Regions from separate parts of the Homo sapiens genome. Here region 2 is linked to region 1. Evidence: read pairs that join two places in POLR2A ChIA-PET (ENCODE). Cell type or tissue: A673. All regions are shown on one strand. Links, peaks and the distances in the headings refer to the core of each region. The heading gives the core; the rest is flanking DNA.

Region 1 (2,844 bases), core at 345-2,844:
TTGGTTTGGGGGCTGCCCAATTAAAAATAAATACATACATAAATTTCTCCACATTTTCCAATTATTTATTAAGTTCAGCATACTAATTTAAGGAAGCCAAAAAATGTTAAATGTTTGGTATGTAAATGAGTAAATGAGTAAATTTCTATTACAGGTTGGGCATCCCAAATCTGAAAATCTGAAATCCAAAATGTTCCAAAATCTGAAACTTTTTGAGCACCAATATGCTGCTCAAAGGAAATGTTCACTGGAGCATGGATTTCAGATTTCGGATTTGGGGTGCTCAACTAGTAAGTGTAAGGCAAATATTCCAAAATCTGAAAACATATGAAACCCCAAACACTGAAACCCAAGCATTTAGGATAAGGAATACTCAACTTGTATCTAGAAAACCAAACATGCTCAGGGGAACTCTTCAATCCCTAATAATACCACATCAGGGAGATGTTCACTAGCTACGCACCAGCCTTGCCTAGGAATGCAAAGGACTCGCTGGGCCAGAGGGCCCGGTTCAGCCTGGACTCTGGGATGCACAAGACTCTGGGAGGTAGAAACTGAGGAGCAGAGCTGCAGTCTGAGAAGAGCAGCTCTGAAGTCTCATCCCAGGCTTACTCTGACTTGCAGGCCACTGTGCTGACCCTCACTATCTTGATGGTGACAGACTGGGCACACTTACTAGGACTCCCCTTTTTCTCTTTTCTTTTTTTCTTTGAGACGGAGTCTTGCTCTGTTGCCCAGGCTGAAGTACAGTGGCACAACCTTGGCTCACTGAAACCTCCACCTCCCGGGTTCAAGAGATTCTCCTGCCTTGGCCTCCTGAGTAGCTGGGATTATAGGTGTGAGCCACCACACTCAGCTAATTTTTGTATTTTCAGTAAAGATGGGGTTTTATCACGTTGGCCAGGCTGGTCTCGAACAACTGACCTCAAGTGATCCGCCCACCTCGGCCTCCCTAAGTGCTGGGATTACAGATGAGCCACTGCACCTGGCCGGACTCCCCTTTCTTAACGTTTTATGGGCAACAGGAGAGGATGCTAAATATTTACCAAGTCTCAAAAGGTAGAATTAATTTATTCATTCATACAACTGATACTTTTCATATATTCACATATATGTATATGTTTTAGAGACAAAACCTGGGCTATGTTGCCCGGGCTGGCCTCAAACTCTCAGACTCTCAAACTCCTGGGCTCAGGTGATCCTCCTACCTCAGCCTCCTGAGTAGCTGGGACTATCAGAATGCACCACTGCATCTGGCCTTTTAAAAAATTTATATATATTTTTACAGTATTTACATAACTAATATTTATGGATAAAATAACATGCGCCAGGGCCTAGGGATCCAGAAAGGAAGAAGACACAGCCATTGCCCTTGGCCCTGTGCAGACCTGCAGGTGGGGCTCTGTCTCCATTTGGTCCCCTTCCTACCTCACGTCCACAAGTATGCAGGGAGTATGCAAATCAGAGAAGACTTCTTCGCAGAGGAGTAGAAGTAGTGTAGAAGAAGAAAGACTGAAAACTTGATAATGATGCCTCCGCTTTAAGATTTTACAGCTTGTACACAGGAATGGCAACTCCCAGAGAGTGAGCAGGCCAGGAATAATCCCACCCCACAGATCACCAGAAGTATGGTGTCAGGAAAGAATATCGATGACTCTGTTTTGCCATTAACATTTCACTCCCATTTGTAAAGCAGGACGGTGGTAGTTACAACTGGCCAGCATATGTGTTTCATTTTGCCCCCAGTGAGGGAACAGTTCTGACTTAGTGGTCACTTTTTAAAGCCCAGGCAATTTACATACTGGTTTCTTTTGAAAAAGATGGAGTAGCCACACAGCAACCACCCGCCCCTGCAGGCGGGGCACAGGGCTCTAGCTCCTTGGTCCACTCTGGGCCATTCACGGGTTCACACTACTCACCCGGCCCTAAGAGGATGAGTGCCCCACCCTTGTGCCAGTTCCTCTCCAGAATACACTAAATGGCTTGCATCAGCTTATGTTCCCTGCCAAGCCACACTCCTGGCAATCATCTTTGCAATAAATTCTTCAGATTGAAACAATAAATAGGGACTAATGACCAGTTTCTCACGCTCTTCTATGGACTGCAGATACTGCTGCTTGCCTTCCTGAGATTCATCCTTCTTCTTCAAATAAGGCTCAATGGATTTGTACTGTGCATAGAAGTTGCTCAAATCCTGTGGTTAAGAGGAAGAAGAAGAAGAAGAAGAAGAAAAGGATCAGATTCCATCATCACCTCAGCTTTATTTACCCCATTTCTTGGACACTGACTACTCGTCCACTCTATGCCAGGCAGAAGCCAGACTCTTTTCCTTTGTCATGAATATATGCAAAGATTACAAAAGGAAAAATGGTCACAATGTTAAGCATGGTTAGGAAACCTCTCCCTCACCTACTTGGGAAACCTGCCAATCCCACAGTCCTTTCTGCCCTTGAAAACACCACGTCAGCAAAGGTGTTCAAATATAGGGAGGTAGAAATTAAAGTGGGACTCATAAACAGCTGTTGCTTTCCCAACTGGCATTTTCCACATGATTTCTTTGTAGTTATGGCCAAATTATTCATTTCTGGGAATGTTCCAATTCTAAAATTCTGTGCCCCATTATTCTCAAACAAACCTCACCAAATGAGCTGCTGGAGGATTTTCTAGGCGTTTATCTTCTGCCATTCAAATTCTTTAATTAAACTCTGGCCACACTGTCTCAGATCTGGAGATTTTCCTAATCTCTCAGTGACACTGTGGTCCTCCTCCTGCCATAATATAGGAAACAGTCCCATCTATTTACTATCTGACTAGAAGAGGAGCCTTAAATACTCAAACAAATCC
Region 2 (2,903 bases), core at 248-2,747, 310 kb before region 1:
ATGGGCTGATTACATAGCTACTGCTCGGGGTGGTTGTGTGACTCAGATGACACTGGGTGGTGCCAGACCCCTAGAAGATACTCAGCACCAGGTTCTTTTTTTCTTTCCTTTCTTTTCTTTCCTTCCTTTCTTTCATTCGTTCCTTTTTTTTTTTTTTTTTTTTTTGGACAGAGTCTTGCTCTGTTGCCCAGGCTGGAATGCAATAGCATGATCTGGGCTCACTGCAACCTCCGCCTCCCTGGTTCAAGCGATTCTCCTGCCTCAGCCTCCCTAGTAGCTGGGATTACAAGCATGTGCCACCTGTACAGGCATAGCCCAGCCACACACCCAGCTAATTTTTGTATTTTTGGTAGAGACGGGGTTTCACCATGTTGGTCAGGCTGGTCTTGAACTCTTGACCTCAGGTGATCCACCTGCCTCAGCCTCCCAAAGTGCTGGGATTACAGGCGTGAGCCACCATACCCAGCCCCAGGTACTTTCCAATCCCATTCCAGTCTAGTCTGGTCAGGGGTAGGGGAGGCTTTGGGGGAAGGAGGCACCTGCTGAAGTTGATAACATCTCTGGGCTAACTGGTTTTCCAGCTTGCTGTGACTGGCAGCACCCACGAGCCCAGGGGAAGAGACTGGAGCCTCCTCACTCCCCAGCCTGGAAGCTCAAGCCTCAGGGTCCCAGCTGATCCCCAGCTCCCCGACCCACACAGCCCTGTCCAGCTGCTCAGGCCCTGGGACAGCCAGAAGCAGGTGTGAGGGGGGCAGAGTGAGCTCCTGGGCCCCAGGACCCTCCTGGGAGGGTGGCCACTGGCCTTGGGGCCACCTGCTCTTCGCCCCTCCTCACTCTGCCCTGAATGGGGGTCTGGACCCCTTGTTCCCCTCCATCAGCCACTGGAGCTCCTGCTGGGAGGGCCAACCCTCCCAACTCAATCTCCCTGAGACCCAGAGCCTGGGACTTGCCCAGCCCAGCTCCTGCCAGCCCCGTACCTCCCAACTGAGAGGTCCTTTTTCTTTTTCTTTTTTTTCCCCACCTGGAGATGGAGTTTCACTCTTGTTGCCCAGGTTGTAGTGCAATGGCGCGATCTTGGCTCACTGCAACCTCCGTCTGCCGGGTTCAAGCGATTCTCCTGCCTCAGCCTCCTGAGTGGCTGGGATTACAGGCACGCGCCACCACACCCGGCTAATTTTGTATGAGAGATCCCTTTTCTACAAGGGCTCAGAGGGAGGGTCCCACGTGGCAGCAGCCCCGAGGTCACTGTGACAAGTCCTCTGCTTCTGGGAAGACTTGGCCCCATGAACGGGATAGACAGGGAGGTGTGGGGGATGTGCAGGACATTCCTGCAATCTCAAGCACTTTCTATTATAACACCCCAAGGTGTAGCCCTGGAATTAGCTGAGCCTCCCCGAGGCTGTCCAGCCTTCCAGCTCCTCTGCAGCGTGTCACTTCCATGTCTCATGGCCACCCACAGCCCCTCCCTGGGCAGGATCGAGTTTCCCACCAGCAGGTCCGGGAGCCCTTCCTCCCTCAGCACTCACCCACGCGCCAGCGAGAGAGCTGAGCCTTGTGAATAATTCACAGCAATTCACAGCAGGCCCCAGAGGCTCGCAAGATCATGAAGCTGGGCCACCTGGGTGCCCTGATTGGGCCCTGTGGCCTGGGGCAGCTCAAGCCTCTGCCCTACCCAGCTCCCAGCCTTCATATCCACAGCCTCGGTGAGCAGGAATCCCTACCCGCAAGATAGGAGGTTAAGTGGGTACCCCAGCCCCCAACCCCAATTCCCAGCTGCTCTTCCTGCATAAGCCCAGCCTGGCAACCACAGAAAGACACCTTCTTATCAGTCGAGTCACATGCTGCTGTGGGGAACGGAGCCCAAGCCCTCTGTCCACCTCCCTGAGATTCATGGTGACTCCTGGGGGGCTGGCAGCTCATCAGTCCAGGCCATCTGGCCACTGGGTCGGCACCAGCGCCCAATCACACACAGCACCTGGCATGGCCTGGGAGGGGGTCAGGGTTCCCCAGCCCCGGAGCCCTGGAGGGCGTTCCACAGCACAGCCAGTCTTCCTAACACCTGGGATCCAGCCCACGGAGGGATCGTGGCTTCTCAGTGAGGAAGGCTTAGGGGCCGGCGGTCCCCACCAGCACTTGCATAAGGCGGGCTCAGCGTCTTCCAGTTCACACTTGGGCCATATTGGTCCCGCCATCAGGGGCACCTGCCCCTCTCAAGACCTGTCCTTCTCCTCTGCTTGAAGTGAGGGGGTGGGACAGGTGCATCAGAATCACCGCCATGAGGGTGGGGACATGTCCCAGGTGTGGCTCCCAGGCCCCAACCTGGAGAGTCTAACTCAGGAATCTGGGACAGCCTCCAAGAGGTGTTGACAGGAGCCAGTTGGAACCCTCTACTCAAGGGTCCCTGGGTCCCTCCTAGTCTAAATCCCACTGACTTTGACATGATCCAAACCCTAGTTTGTTTGGAAGTAGTGAATTCATACCAAAGCAGCCACCAAGAAGGCCTGGCAGGGCTGGTTGTGAAGCACCCCTTCCTCCGGGTGCTGCCTGTTGGGTCTCCCACTAACCAAACCAGGGAGCCCCTTCTTAGCAAGGATGGAACCAGGCCCAGCTCCCTTGTCCTGGGCTGAGGGGACCACTGGAGCCCGGCCTGGTGGGTCCTAGGGCCACCCTACATCCACGCCAGTGTGCCTGGGCCCAAGAGGCTGCAGCTGTGGCTACCTTGCCACATGGCCATATGGCCAGAACTGGCCTCCAGCTTGCTCCCTGGTGGCCAGGGGCCCTGCAGGCACACCCAGAAACTGACCAGTGGTGGGGACAGGCCAGACCCTCTCACCTCGTAGCTGCTCTCGTCCTGAGGCTGGGTCCACATTCACATTTCCATCTCAGGCTCCCACTTAGACTAA

The links. ChIA-PET counts read pairs that join two places held together with the same protein. Peaks named below come from ENCODE experiments on the same cell type or tissue, not always from the same donor. Only the 100,000 strongest peaks of a DNase experiment are listed, where the experiment ranks them.
Region 2: POLR2A ChIA-PET joins it to region 1 with 5 read pairs; 2 of 35 experiments call an interaction of 5 or more read pairs at or near these places.

What each region holds. Positions count from the first base shown.
Region 1 is chr1:17,025,672-17,028,515 of GRCh38, forward strand. It overlaps SDHB (succinate dehydrogenase complex iron sulfur subunit B), which reads right to left. Exons shown (of 8, transcript NM_003000.3): 5 at 2,078-2,194. Among named protein-coding and RNA genes, the nearest start is that of ATP13A2, 15 kb to the left of the region's middle. In A673, for the core only: no CTCF peak of the experiment used is centred there; no DNase peak of the experiment used is centred there.
Region 2 is chr1:16,716,239-16,719,141 of GRCh38, forward strand. It overlaps the pseudogene ESPNP. Among named protein-coding and RNA genes, the nearest start is that of TRG-CCC5-1, 9.6 kb to the right of the region's middle. RefSeq lists enhancers at 1,012-1,565, 2,120-2,673, 2,674-2,903. In A673, for the core only: no CTCF peak of the experiment used is centred there; a DNase peak (open chromatin) is centred at 1,543.